2 separate regions of the Homo sapiens genome follow, and region 1 is linked to region 2. A link is a contact called in ENCODE Hi-C data. All regions are on one chromosome and are shown on one strand. The core of a region is the stretch at or near the end of the contact, and the rest is flanking DNA. Distances in the headings are between cores, read along the strand shown. Region 1 overlaps TBC1D22A (TBC1 domain family member 22A). Region 2 overlaps TBC1D22A (TBC1 domain family member 22A).

Region 1 (6,738 bases), core at 14-2,513, 310 kb before region 2:
CCTATGAAAAGTTCATCCTTATTTACCTTATTTTTAACCTTTCTATCACACTCAATGCCCTTTTAACTAGGAGATCAAAGAATACAGAATACCACCTGATACACAGAAGACAAGAAGGTAGCTCCGCACAGAAAGGTCAGGCTGCGCCCGTCCGCACCACCGCCCCTGAGGGTGGGCACTCGGGTGGGGGTCTGCGCTGGCGCCAGCCCATCCTCTGTCTTGTGAGCACAGGAGACCGTGGGAGAACGGCCGTGGTGTCTGGGAAGAGGGGCTTCCTTTGCCCCTTTGCAGGCTGCTGTGATGTCAAGTGTTACGCGTCCTCGCCGGCCCTCATGCCTTTGAGTTCTGTCAGTGACGATGCAACCATCTGCCCAACATGGTCACTGGTCCACAGTGGCCGGGCATCCCCAGGGCGGCTCCCACCTCCCTCCCTCTCTCCCACTCCCAGACCATCCTGGGAGCCCGGAGTGCAGGCTCTGATAGCCGATTTCTTTGACAATCCAGTTATTAGTTTGAAAATCTTGTGACGTTCTGGACCAAACCAGGGCTAAAAATAAAAAGACAGTGACAGCCAGCCGGGACAGGGTGGCAGCTGCCAGAGCTGGCCAGCCCGCCGGGAGGACAGCCCTGGGAAGGTGACACCTCAATACATCCGCCTTCCGAGGAGTCTCTCATGGCACAGCGATGTATACTGTCCTTGTAATTCATTTCATTTTTTTTTTTTCCAAAAAAGGAATTCTAAAGAGAAAAGCGCCTTTCAGTGCTGAAAACATGGGCTCGGCATGGAGCGTCCCCATCACGCTGCCCTTCCATTTCATCCCTAGGCACACGGCTGAGACTTCTGATCAACACACAGAGGACACTGCAAATCCTGGCGCAGCCCTTCGTCTTTTTCAGCCCGTGAAGACTTCCTGCCTTGCGGTGTTTGGGGCCAAGATGCTGTGGCCACGTCATCCCTGGAGATGCCGCTCAAGAAATGCCCAGCGGGCAGCAGGGAAGGACGCCCACTTCTAGAGGAGGCACCCTCAGTCAGGTGCTTATCTACAAGGCTCTTCCCACAGCGATCCCGAGTGAAAACGCCAGAGGACAAGGCCAGGTCTGCCAGGCTGCTTCTGCTCCTAAAGCAGAAATCACCAGGAGGGGGCCGCTGAGAGTGGGGAGGGGAAGAGCAGCCGTGTGGGCTGTGTTTCTGGCATCCCGGACCTTGGGCACATGTCCCAGAGCAGCCGCCATCACTCCCTGCCTAACAGAGCTGCCGTCTGAACTCGGACAGCTCCGGGCACATTGCCTGCTAAAGGCAACCGCTACCTGCTCCAGGGCAGGCTGACAGGACAGGCACTGCTGGGGTCCCCCAGCTTCCTGAGGGCTTCAGGGAGCCAGCCTGGCACGCTGTCGGGTTTGGGGCTGGGATGGACAGTGTCTGCACATTGCCAGCCCCATACTAGGTGATGTTTAAGGAAGGGGGAAAACTGCAGTCAAAGAGTCGTAATTTCAAGCGGGGGGGCATTTCCAGGCCATGACAGTGTCCCGCGCGTGACAAGTAAAGGCTGCAGCTACGGTCAGTCAGAGATGAAACCAAGCCAAACGTCACGACACAGAGCTCAGAGGGTGAGCAGGTCACTCATGGCTCAGACTCACTCAGCGCGTGGCAGGGCCATACCAGGACACTAGGAACAGCTCTCAAAAGCGCAGAGTGTGAGGAGGTGGGCTGGAGGGGAGGGTGACAGGGGCACACAGGACCGCCCTGCTCCGGGGACATGTCTGTTCCTCAACAGCAGGAAGGAGAAGTCATGGCCTGGAGACAGTGCTGGAGGCCCAGGAGGTCCCGGAGCTCCCCTGCTCCCGCCAGCCACGCGCCCTCTTCCTGGCCCTCCTCATCCACTCGCAGTCACAGCTACTCACATCTCCTCCTACTCTCTCACAGCCACTCACACCTCCTCCTACTCTCTGCCCACCCTCCCATGCCCAAGAGTGACTTCTGCGGACCTTCAGAGCCACAGGCCAGTCCAGTGTCCCCGGACCTCCCACAGGCTCTGTCCACTCCCCGCCTCCACACGGGACTCATCGTCACCCCTGTCAAGCTGCCTTTGCCCTTGTGGGTCTTTACCTTGATCTCTGGCGACAGCACTCGGCCAGTCACCCAATAAACAAATGCAGACATCGTCCCCAGTTTCTTCTCCTTCTTCTCTGACCTTGCCCTGTGCCCCCTCCCCCAGCCATTGCAATCTGTCACCACACCCTGCGGGTTCTAGGCACACCTCCTAGGCATCCTGCAAACGCACCTGCTTCCCGGCTCACTCCTGGGTGGTATCTCTCATCTTTCGCTTGCACGACGGCCACAGCTCCTCCCTTTTCCCTTGCCCGTCCACCTGCATGGCCGCCTCCTTACCTCTTTCCCCCTCGAACCCACCTCCCCCAGGCAGACCGGGCCCCCTTCTCTCACGCCTTTCTGCCTGCAGCCTCTCCTGGCCCCTGGGTCACCGCCCATGCTGTTTCCTCTGCTTGGAGCACCATGGCAGGGGCTGCCAAGTACCACTCAACAGCCATTCAGCCACCCTCCCCGTCTTTAGGAACAGAACTTTAATTTTCTTCATGAAAGGAGGCACAAGCCCTGCTAAAATACTGCATTTCCCGGGCTCCCTTGAAGTCAGATATGACCACATGACTCAGTTCATGAACGTGAGCTGCATTTGGAAGCAGTGGGTGGAATTCAGGAGAAGCTTATAGAGGAAGCTGTCTTGGCAGGGAAAGGTGCCTTTTATCCTCCTGCTGCCAGGCTGGACTATGGATGCAATGGCTGGAGTTTCAGCAGCCATCTCAGGCCACGAGGTGCCTCTGAGAATGGAAGCCACAGACAGCAGAGAAGACAGAAAGGAAACTGTGTTTCTGAAAGCACCGAGGCTGCTGTTCCAGCCTGGAACTGCCTGCCTCGGACCTCCTTTAATATCAGAATGAAATCGGCTGTGATTTTTTTTTTCCTTTTCTTGTCCTATTCAGTCAATCCTCGTTCCAATTAGCCCGAGTGCTTTTCTCCCACAGCTAACGCTCTCAGGGGGTCTCCCTTCCAGCAAGCTTCCCGTGACCCACCCTGGCATCCTGCGTCTCCCCCGAAGGGTCACAGACATCTGGACCCCGTCCCTCCTCTGCTCTGCCGCCACGGCCGATGCTTTCTCTCTCAGAGGCCCCGTGCCCGGGCCTGTAAAATGGGAAAACGCCACCTTTCTCATCACGAGAGTTAAATGAGATGACAAATATAAATGGGCCAAGCACACTCAGTAAATACTAGTTCCATCTCATAAGCAAGGAGAGCCACCAAGAGTGGCCCTAAGTGTGGCTTTGGGACTTAGAAGCGACAGAGAGCGCAACTGCGACAGCCTCGTCAGGACCAGCTACGTGGGGGGTTGTGGCCGGCCAGAAACTCTCTAGTGAATGTGCCTGTGGGCTGAGGGGTCACCATCCCATGGAAGCGGGGAGCAGCTGAGATGCCATGACCAGCCACCGACGCCCGCCAGCCACAAGCAGAGGAGGAACCCACTTCGGCCTGGGGACCCTGAGCTTGCGCTGATCTGACACGGTGCCCCCAGGGGCCAGGGGGGGAACCCCGTAGGAGGCTGCGGTGGTTTCTCACCCAGGGAAGAGGAATCCACTGCGCTGACCCAGTCTGGATTTTTGAACCCATTGTTTTGAACGCATGACTGAGAGATATAACCTTGTATTGGTCAACCCAACCTGAGGACAAAAAGATCTGCTTCCCAACATTAGTAACAATTTATCTCAGAGCACTTAACCAGGAAGCAATAGGTCTTCAGAATAAAAAGAGAACCGTGGAGCCCTAGGACCGGGTTCTAGTCAGATACACGCAGGAGAGTGGGTGAGGTCCAGGCAGGCAGACAGCCCAGAGGAACCCTCACACGGGCTGCCACCAGCAGAGTAAGGCCCAGACCACGGCCGCACACGCTCCTATGCACACGGCCCTCTGCAGTGGGCCCTTCTATCTTCAGAAGCTGAGACCCCAGAGGTGACATTGCTGGCCCCATCAGCTTGAAAAGTGCAGGTCACTGGGCTGCACTGCCACGTCCACACCGCGAAGGGGTCCTCCCCGTCCCCTGGGTGACGCTGCTCTTTCCCGACAGGCCGGCATGGTGGCTTTATGCTCTCCGTTCCCCCAGGGGTCTTCTTCAACCCCAGAGCAGACGCAGGGCTTCCAGGAGAGTAAGGTCACTGGTGACCACACAGGTCTGAAAGAGCTTCAGGGGAAATGACTCATGGAACCTCCCTGAGCCCCACAGGAAGAAGCCCTGGCTCAGCAGCCAGCACAGCCCAGTGCTCAGGACCCCCAGTGAGGCCCCCTGGAGAGGGGCCACGAGGGAGCCCAGGTACCAGAGCCTCTCCCAGCCATGGACCAAGCTTCCAAGGCTACCTTTAAACATGTAGCAATATTGATTTTCAAGTTGATTTCATAGATTCACTAGCAAAATGATCTTTTTCCTTGTAATATACATTGTGAAAATTATTCAATTTCCCGAGTTGTTCAAGTCTGCGTTCTCACATTGATTTTTCTGCTGCCTGGGAGGGCAGGAGGAAGGCATGCAGTGGGGCTGCGATCTGGAAAGGTCGGTTCTGCGTGAGTGCGCCGGGAAGCCGCTGGCCTGCCTCACCCGGGAAGGTGGAGAGTACACGGGTGGGCGCTGAGTGTCACACAGAACCCCACACCACGCAGCGTTTAAAAGTGTGTTCAGATCAACAGTCTGGTGAGGCTCTGGGCCCGCACAGCCAGGCTCGCAGGAATCTGCACGAACCCAGCAGGTCTAGGTCCCTTTCCTTTAAGCGGAGCGGGTTGCTCCCCACGCAGCTCACAGGCCCCTCAGCCTCTGAGGGGCCACAGCGGATCCCACATCCTCTCTGAGACCCCATGGCCCCAGCATCACAGCAGGAAGAGCAAGGCCATCAGTCACGCCAGGTGCCTGAGGCAGAAGCACAAGGCCTCTGTGCTGGCCACACAGCCACATGCACGCCACGTGAGGGCCACAGAGTTCCCACGGAAGGAAGAGAATGGCACCATCATTCAGCAGGGTGGTGGGGGCGGAGGTCTCTAGCTATCTGGTCCCAAGGGAGGGTCACACGCACGGGAGCCCCGTGGGTGCAGGGGACGATGCTGGGGGTGGGAGTGGGGCACTTGGTGACCCACAGAGAAGGGTCTGGCTCAGAAGGGGGCTGGGGAGACCGCGTACTGGCCTTGAGCTAGCGCTGCAGCCCACCAGCCCATGCCAGGCTCTTGTGGAGCTGTGGCACACGTGCTTGTGGCCCACAAGTGGGCAAGCCAACGAGCAGACAGCTCGGCGAGAAGGCCCAGGCACCCAGGTGCAGAGGCGGCTCGGCAGAAGTACCGTGGCACAGGGACTCCGGTGCCACCCAGCAAGCCCGGCCACCCAGACCGCCTCAGGTGTACGCGGGCTCGAGAGCTGTTCTAGACGGAACTGGGACACTCCTGGAGCAGAGATGGGAGCACACAGGGTGAGTCCTGGGTCACGTGTTTGCGGACTTTTGAGATGTCCAAAAGATGAACTCGGGGGGCCTCAGAGGCCGGCTCCAAGCTGCCTGGAGCCCTCGCCACCCCACTGTGAGTGCAGCCAGGAGGGCCGCCCACTCCCCAGTGCCCTCCAAATCTGACTTCTGGTTGGCAGTATTTGGTTCCTGCTTTGCCTGAATGGGCGTGGCGGTGCTCCGGACTGTGGCTGCCACTGATCTCAGGGGCGTTTACAGTGCACCAGTGACTGTGCCCCGTGCCGCGTGGGGCCCTTCGCTATCCTTTCCTCATGGACTCTAACAGGCTTGGAGAAATGCAGTCCACTCATTTTATAGACAGGAACAGTAAGACCAGAGGGGCTAATCCCAGCCCCTGGCCCATCTGCTCCTGGTGCACAGGCCCAGCCCCGCTGCCCCTGAGGAGTCAGTGCTGTGGGGTTTCTGCTATGGGAGAGGAGGCCCCTCCTCTCTGAAGGGGTTCATCTGAGGCTGAGGATGGGATTCATACCCCAGAGAGACCAGAGATGAGGGCTAGGCCAAAAGGCCCAAGGCATCCCATTAAGGTGGAGGTGACAATCACCCCAGTCCACAACGAGTAAGACACATCATCAGGAAACCTTCCCAAGAGGACATCACATCCTCCAAAGAACAAGCCTCTAAAAACCCAAGAGCCTCAGCCATCTCGGCCCCAGTGCCAGCCCCTTCTTCCAGAACCTTCCTCCCTGACTCGCCACTGCGGGTACCTCCCTGCAGCCCTGCCGGCTCTGCCATCCTTCCGGCCTCTGTGAGCTCCCGGGGCAGGGCTGGTGGCCTTGGTCGTGTCCCTTCCCCACTAGTCCTCACAAAGCTGCCCACCTGGGCGGGGGAGTGGTCCCATCACAACTCTGTCCCGCCCACCTCCTCCAGCCTTCTCGGCAGCCAGCCTGGCCTGTGGCCGTGGGGGTGGCACGCTGTATACACGGGAGAGCTTTTTCTTTGGAAGAACTAACAATGCAGCCAAGTGCAGGGATAAATACTGTGTGGCATTTTGCTAAACGTCTCATTAAGCTCCTATTTTTAGAAGGTTTTGAAAGCCATTTGAGGGAAATAAATGGAGGCCGCACAGGATGCCACGGAGCAGATGTGAGCGTCCGTGATTCCTGCCGCCGCCGGGCCGTGAGCTCACCTCCACAGGCCAGCAGAGCCTGTCCCCCAACCACGACATGTCACGGA
Region 2 (6,140 bases), core at 2,599-5,098:
GTATCCGGCACCTCATTTTGTCGTTGCAACTTTTATATCTGAAGACTCCCCAAAAGCTGCACAACCAATCCAAGATCACTCCATCAGAGAAAAACAGAGACAATAAATGAACCGGGTTGTGTGACCCACATTTCCAGGTGTCCCTTTGCCTGCTGCCCACTGCCCAGCCTCTCCCAGCAATCCTTGCAGGCTGGGATGAGAGTAAAAAGACAGATGAATCTGAGTCACCTGTCCAGCCCAGGACAGGTGACTTGACTTAGCTGTTCTCTAATAAAGATGACAGAGACTGTGTCTTAGTCAACAGCAGGTTCAGTGAGGACCACAGTGCGTGGAAGCTGTCCTGGGAGGTAATGGGATCTGAGGCCTCCACTAATCAGTTCTAGAATTTCACAGAGAAACACTGAGAGACAAAAAGGTGTCCAGGAGGAATGCAGTTGGCAGAGGGCCTTGAGGGCAGGCTAGGGCTGCCTGAGTGATGGCAGGTCACCCACAGAGCAATCTGCCGTCTGGAGACCCACTTGGACGGAGGCATCCACTCCAGCAGCCAGGGCCAGGTCAACGGGGACAACCTGCAGGCAGACAGCATTGCCACAGAAGAAAGAATTGTCCAGCATCAGAATAATAATGGCCACAACCACGCCCTCTGCCTAGAGCGTCACACAAATTGTGAGATAGCCACTCCAGACAGATGGGGTTAAGTATTGTAACTAGCTACTAAGTGGTGAATCCAGGATCTGAGGGTGATCTGTGAACCATGTATCACAAAATGGCTCAAACAGAGACTGGGGACAGGGAGGAGAGGGTGCACTGGTTAAGGGTCCCCATGAGGTCCCTACCAGCAATGAAATGTCATAGGAGTTTAAAAAAAAAAAAAACTGCATGGTGAAGCAGTGAGGTGCTATTACGGTGGGCTGAAACACACTCAAAGAAACACCAAAGGAAAAATACAAATTGCTCAGCCCTGCAACCCAAAGTGTACGTGAGACTACTTAGAGCAACGTGTCATAATGCACTCAAAACTGTAACAATATTTATGACTATTTGCAACAGAAATAGTATGCCATAAAAAAGTAATATACAGTAACAGCATAAACATCATCATACAGACTCAGCAATGCCAACCAAAAAGCCCTTGTTACCAAGAAAAAGGCAATAACATTTGTACCAGAGAGAGCCTACCTGGATTCCTGTCTAAGGCACTGACAGAGGGGCTGCAAACGGTTGGTCGACTCCCTGTTGCGCCAGGTCTCTCCCTCGGCTTAGAGAACCATACAGGCTGCTCTGAAATCAGAGCCTCGATGAGGCATCACTTAAACTTCTTATACAACCTGCTTTAAAAACTCACTGCAGTTAGTCATAGACTAGTTCATGAGCCTAGAATCACCTCTAGCTGGCTCTCCACTGCCTTCCAACAGCAAGCACTCCTTCCCTGTTCTCTCGGGTCCCTGAAGGAAAGCTTCTAGCATGAGATTTATGCCCGCAAGGGTGGAGGACGACCTGAGTTCCACTAGAATACTTCTGGGGCTCTTCTGACACCGCCTCCGCGATACCATTTTTTTGGAGGGAGTGGGGAAAGTTACAGGCAGAAGTATATAAAAATTAAAAGCTTTAAAGCCGCTCTTAATGAGCAAAAACTTCCTATCACAAAGCCATCATCCAACTAACTTAGATCACTCTCCCAACTATTTAATAGTTTCCCAACCCCTCCCTTCTAAGAAGGAATGTCACCCAGAAAGAATATCTGCTGCTCAAGAAGTGTTTGCAGTCTTCCCTCCGGGTATTTACTGTGTAGAGCGCGTGCGCGCGCGCACACACACACACACACACACACACACACACACACACCCACTAGGGTACCTTGACTATTTCTCTAGGTGCCATCAGAACTGGTCCTCTACATGTTTTTAGATGTTTTACATAAAAGTGTCCATTTACAATGGAAACTTTTTCATTTCAAACCCCATTTTCCCTCCCTGGAATGAGTGGGGCACTCCTCTCCAAACACAGAGGACCAACAAGCCTGGGTGCCTCTACTACAGGGTTGTTTTGTACATAAAGCCCTTTGTAAGAAAGGACTCAAAAGTCCTAACCTGAGAAAAACACAGACCTCAGACATCATCAACAGACCTGGCAGGCATGACTTAGACCAACAGGAAAACCCAACACACCCCACATTTTCCTACAGACACGTCCACACAGTGGGGCAGGAGGAGCGTGTGAAGAGAAGGGATAGAAGAAAGGCAGAGAAGCAGCAGAATGCGTAACAATGATCATTCTCAACGTGCAGAAAATGTTCTTGACAAACAGAAGTGAGGAAAATGACACATAACATAAACCAGGCCAACCTTCATGCCTTAGGACCTACTGGGTACGTCTAGGGCAGATACTGGTAGATATGTAAACCAGCACTGGCTAGGTGACTTCTGCTCCTCCGAAAAGGTGTATTCTGGCCTTTACAACTCTCCAGGACACCTGAGGCCAGGCCTCCTGCCTCCCAGGTCTCCCATGGTGGCAATCTCTTCTACACTATTTCTCCTATGTGGGAATCTAAATGTCAAACTAATGGCACAAAACATACCAAATGCCTCCAGGTTAGGCCCACCTGGGGTCTCCAAAAATGAGGGAGAGGTCACCGCAGAACTGGTTTTCCACACTGCAGAGTCCTCAGTCCAGTCCCAATTGACCAAAGATCATTAGTTGCACAGCCGATAAGGAAGGCTGATGGCCTCCAAGGCCCGGCCCTGGACTGCTGAACCCCACGCGAGATTCCACAGAAGGGGACACCCGCCTAAACAGTCTCTCGACGGCACCAGCACCGGGTTCTGAAAACCGCAGGAGTTGTTTTGTTTTTTGTGGAATGTATACTGACGTACAGAAAGGGGAAATGACAGGATGTCTGGGGTTTGCTTTGAAATACTCCAGCAAAGGAGAAGGAAAAGAAAAAGAAAAAGAAAAGAATGGGACAGATGAGAGGCTGGTGGCATATCTTGATACCCGCCGAATCCGGGTGAAGATGAGAGGCTGGTGGCATATCTTGATACCCGCCGAATCCGGGTGAAGATGAGAGGCTGGTGGCGTATCTTGATACCCGCCGAATCTGGCTGATAGGTGTGTTGCTTCACTGCACTGTTCTCTCGATCTTTGTGCATGTTTGAAATTTTTTATAACACAGTTTTTTTTGTTTTTTAAGTGTGAGAGATGGTAAAGGTGGCCCAGGCCTGATGACAATGATTGATGATATTCCCATTGGGGAAAACTCCGTCCATTTCCCGAGGAGCAGAGCCTTTCCCTCTTCTGGAAAAGAAGTCACCCTTCCTCCCACACTTAAGCACCCCACAGCCCACAGTGAACTGTCTCCTCTGACCTCAACACTGCTTGCAGGGTAGCTCTTCAAAGACGGAAAGCATAGGTGAGTAAGCGATGTCGCCACGCCCACTGACAAACATACATACAAATGGATCAGTGCTGCTAGCAACAAATCCAACTCACTAAACCATTCTCATTGAAAGATCACAACAGCTATTGCCTGTTTGCCTCATTATTTAAAACCACATCATGGTATATGTGTGCTGTTGAGATAGATGAGTAACAGGAGAGGGGAGAAAAAGCACTCGGCACATTGCTGCCTTCCAGATGCATTGTGATAAACTCCATGGTTTCTGCCTGGCAACAATACTAATGGCAAGATACCCATTTCTTGTCCCAGACAGATGGATGTCTAAAAAGCATCTCATCTTTTAAACACAGAATTTTTTTACCCCTAAGCCAACATCCCAGCCCTCCCACAGAGCCCTGGCTGTTGCCAGCTCCCCGGCTGCTCCTGCGGGCCGACTGCAGCAAGGCGTATCCTCCTCCTGGAATCGGCTCGCCGCGGTTCCTTCCTGAGGGCTGGCGACCCAACGCAAAGCAGGAACGACAGACTCTGAAGTCCCCAGCTTGCAACTAGTACATGATCATCATTCTATCACTTTCAAATAAAAGAGCCTAATATTTTGAGCATAATGATTTTAAGGAGCTCAACAATTTCTTGGCATGCATTATTCATTTTGGGACACAACACTGTTATTTCACTGAGATTACTGTAAATCGCTACATGAAGAGCTGGCTTGCATGAACAATTAAATGATAGATATGATAAACTAGATTTATAAGCTTTATGTTCCCATAACATAAATTCCTTGAATGATTTAACTCAGCAGAGCTAGAAAATTCTTTCCAGACACCAGGTTCGTGGATCTCCAGCTCCCCCATCAGCATTTAATGAAAACTTACCTCAAAACCGAAAGGAAAAATATTTAATAAAAGGCTTAATATTACTACGGTAACCGCAGCAAGTTGTTTCAGAAATGAATAATAATAGCTCTGTTAGGTGCTTCATTAAAAATTTTCCAACCAAATACTGCCCTTAATCTTCTCCATGGAACAAAAGACTTATTCAGGATCCATGTAGAAGACTGAAAATAACGTCAGATACAACCTTGTGCCCAAGCACAGACGTCCTTACGTCTCAAGCACAGAGAAAGATGGAATCTAATCAGCTAAGAGGAGAGAAAGTTGGGTATTTATCCTAAAACAATTGATTAACAATCTCAATATCCCACTGTTACGTTCTTTCCTCCACGGATCAACAAAGACATTCCTCGTCTCACCAAAATGGCCTTCTCCTGGCACAGGCAACCGCCTGCAGATAATGCAGGAATCAAAGACTACAGTCACTGGACGCCAGGGTATGACCAAGAAACACCAGGGCCCACTGGACTCCAGGCACAGACAGGACTCCCTTCTCCAGAGAATTCCAGAGTTGGAGAAGTCCTAGAAACCAAATCTGACTATGGCACAGGACTTTTGAGACCACCCAGGCAATACTTGCTGGCATGAAGGAGGGCGCAGCATCTCCAACCCAACAGTCTCCTACCACTCTCCACTTAAGAGCCCAGTAGGACCCCTGGGCCTGGGATGACCCCGCTCAGACGTCCAGGCCAGCCTCACTGTGCTCAGACCGTCAACTGCTATGATGCCTGCAAGTGAGCAGGAGGGCTTCATTACAACTGGGTAAGTGACTGCTCCAGACCCCACGGGGGACCCAGATGGAAGCATCCAGCTCAGCCCAACCCTTCCCAGGAATCACTCGGCCCCACCTCTGCCTGGTTCACTCTGGCTGTGCTGTGCTCCTCTACCCACCCATAAGCTCTCCCCATCCTTATACCCAGTCTCCTGCAAACTCACTTCTGTCCCACCACGTCAAGCTGACGACTCAACCACACAGACATCTGGCACACACTCAGTCACTAGCTTTATGCTGGTGGCTACACTGCCTGGCACAGAGGAGGTGCTTAATGAATGCCCACAGGGGGTACAATCAGAGGGAGACAGGGCTGCCCAGATGCTTTATAACTAAATGCAACTAAGCTTATAAACTTCTCCAAAGAGGAGAGTAAGAAGAGAAGGAAGCAGCACGCAGTGGAATAGTTCACGGTCTACACAGCAGTTAACGGTGTACTCAGTGACTGCTGGACATGGGCACCGTGGCATGGCAAGACCACAGACGGGGATGCTTCTCAATGAGACTCCTACTTGGAATGCTTAGAACGGCTTGATAAGAATGTGCTTGGACCAGAGTGCCCACGCCCAGCATCTAGCATGCCTTACCCACATGTTTACACCCACAGGAAGGCTGGCTGGCCAGTCCAGCCCAAGCTTGTACTCCTTTGCAAATGACAGCCAAGAAGACAGAGACCGTGTGACCCTCAAGACCGAACAACCCCACAAACATCTATCTGCCTTGAGATGTCCTGACCCCATCCCAAATGCTTTCTGGCCCCAGCACAGCCAACGGCATCTGCCAGCATGATGAATGGAAGGCAGCTGTCCTTCCCGATGATGTGAGAACACAGGGTGCTGCCGGGTGCTACTCCCCAGGCTGTGTTTACGCTCACAGGTCAATCCGCTGTGAATGAGATGCAGTTTATTTTCATTAACAGAAAAGCTTGGCCTCCTTCACCCCAGGGAACTAGGATATCATACATCTCAGTTTACCCAGTTCACCGCTCACCTGCCCCTCTTAAACTGTTAAGAGTGCCCCGTTTACCCCCAAAACAGATGATAAACAATATGGCCCCTCTATTGAAAAACCCCAGAAG

Evidence for each region. A loop is a pair of places that touch in the nucleus more often than their neighbours do. Pooled maps may share reads with other maps.
Region 1: a loop to region 2 is called in a map of mammary epithelial cell, with 5 times the contacts of the local background. The contact joins two enhancer-like sites. A Hi-C loop is called at or near these places in 5 of 168 maps with a recorded cell type or tissue (IMR-90, dorsolateral prefrontal cortex, endothelial cell of umbilical vein and 2 more) and 10 of 50 pooled maps.

Annotation. Positions count from the first base shown.
Region 1 is chr22:47,149,201-47,155,938 of GRCh38, reverse strand. All of the region lies in intron 12 of TBC1D22A (TBC1 domain family member 22A), which reads right to left. Among named protein-coding and RNA genes, the nearest start is that of TBC1D22A-AS1, 240 kb to the right of the region's middle. RefSeq lists an enhancer at 181-1,380. Within about 2 kb of position 1,263, at least 10 of the 41 ENCODE cell types and tissues checked have a DNase peak (open chromatin) inside an H3K27ac peak, as active enhancers do; they include dorsolateral prefrontal cortex, where a contact is called at or near this core.
Region 2 is chr22:46,843,624-46,849,763 of GRCh38, reverse strand. The region is part of intron 4 of TBC1D22A (TBC1 domain family member 22A); the gene reads right to left. Among named protein-coding and RNA genes, the nearest start is that of TBC1D22A-AS1, 69 kb to the left of the region's middle. Within about 2 kb of position 3,848, at least 2 of the 41 ENCODE cell types and tissues checked have a DNase peak (open chromatin) inside an H3K27ac peak, as active enhancers do; they include dorsolateral prefrontal cortex, where a contact is called at or near this core.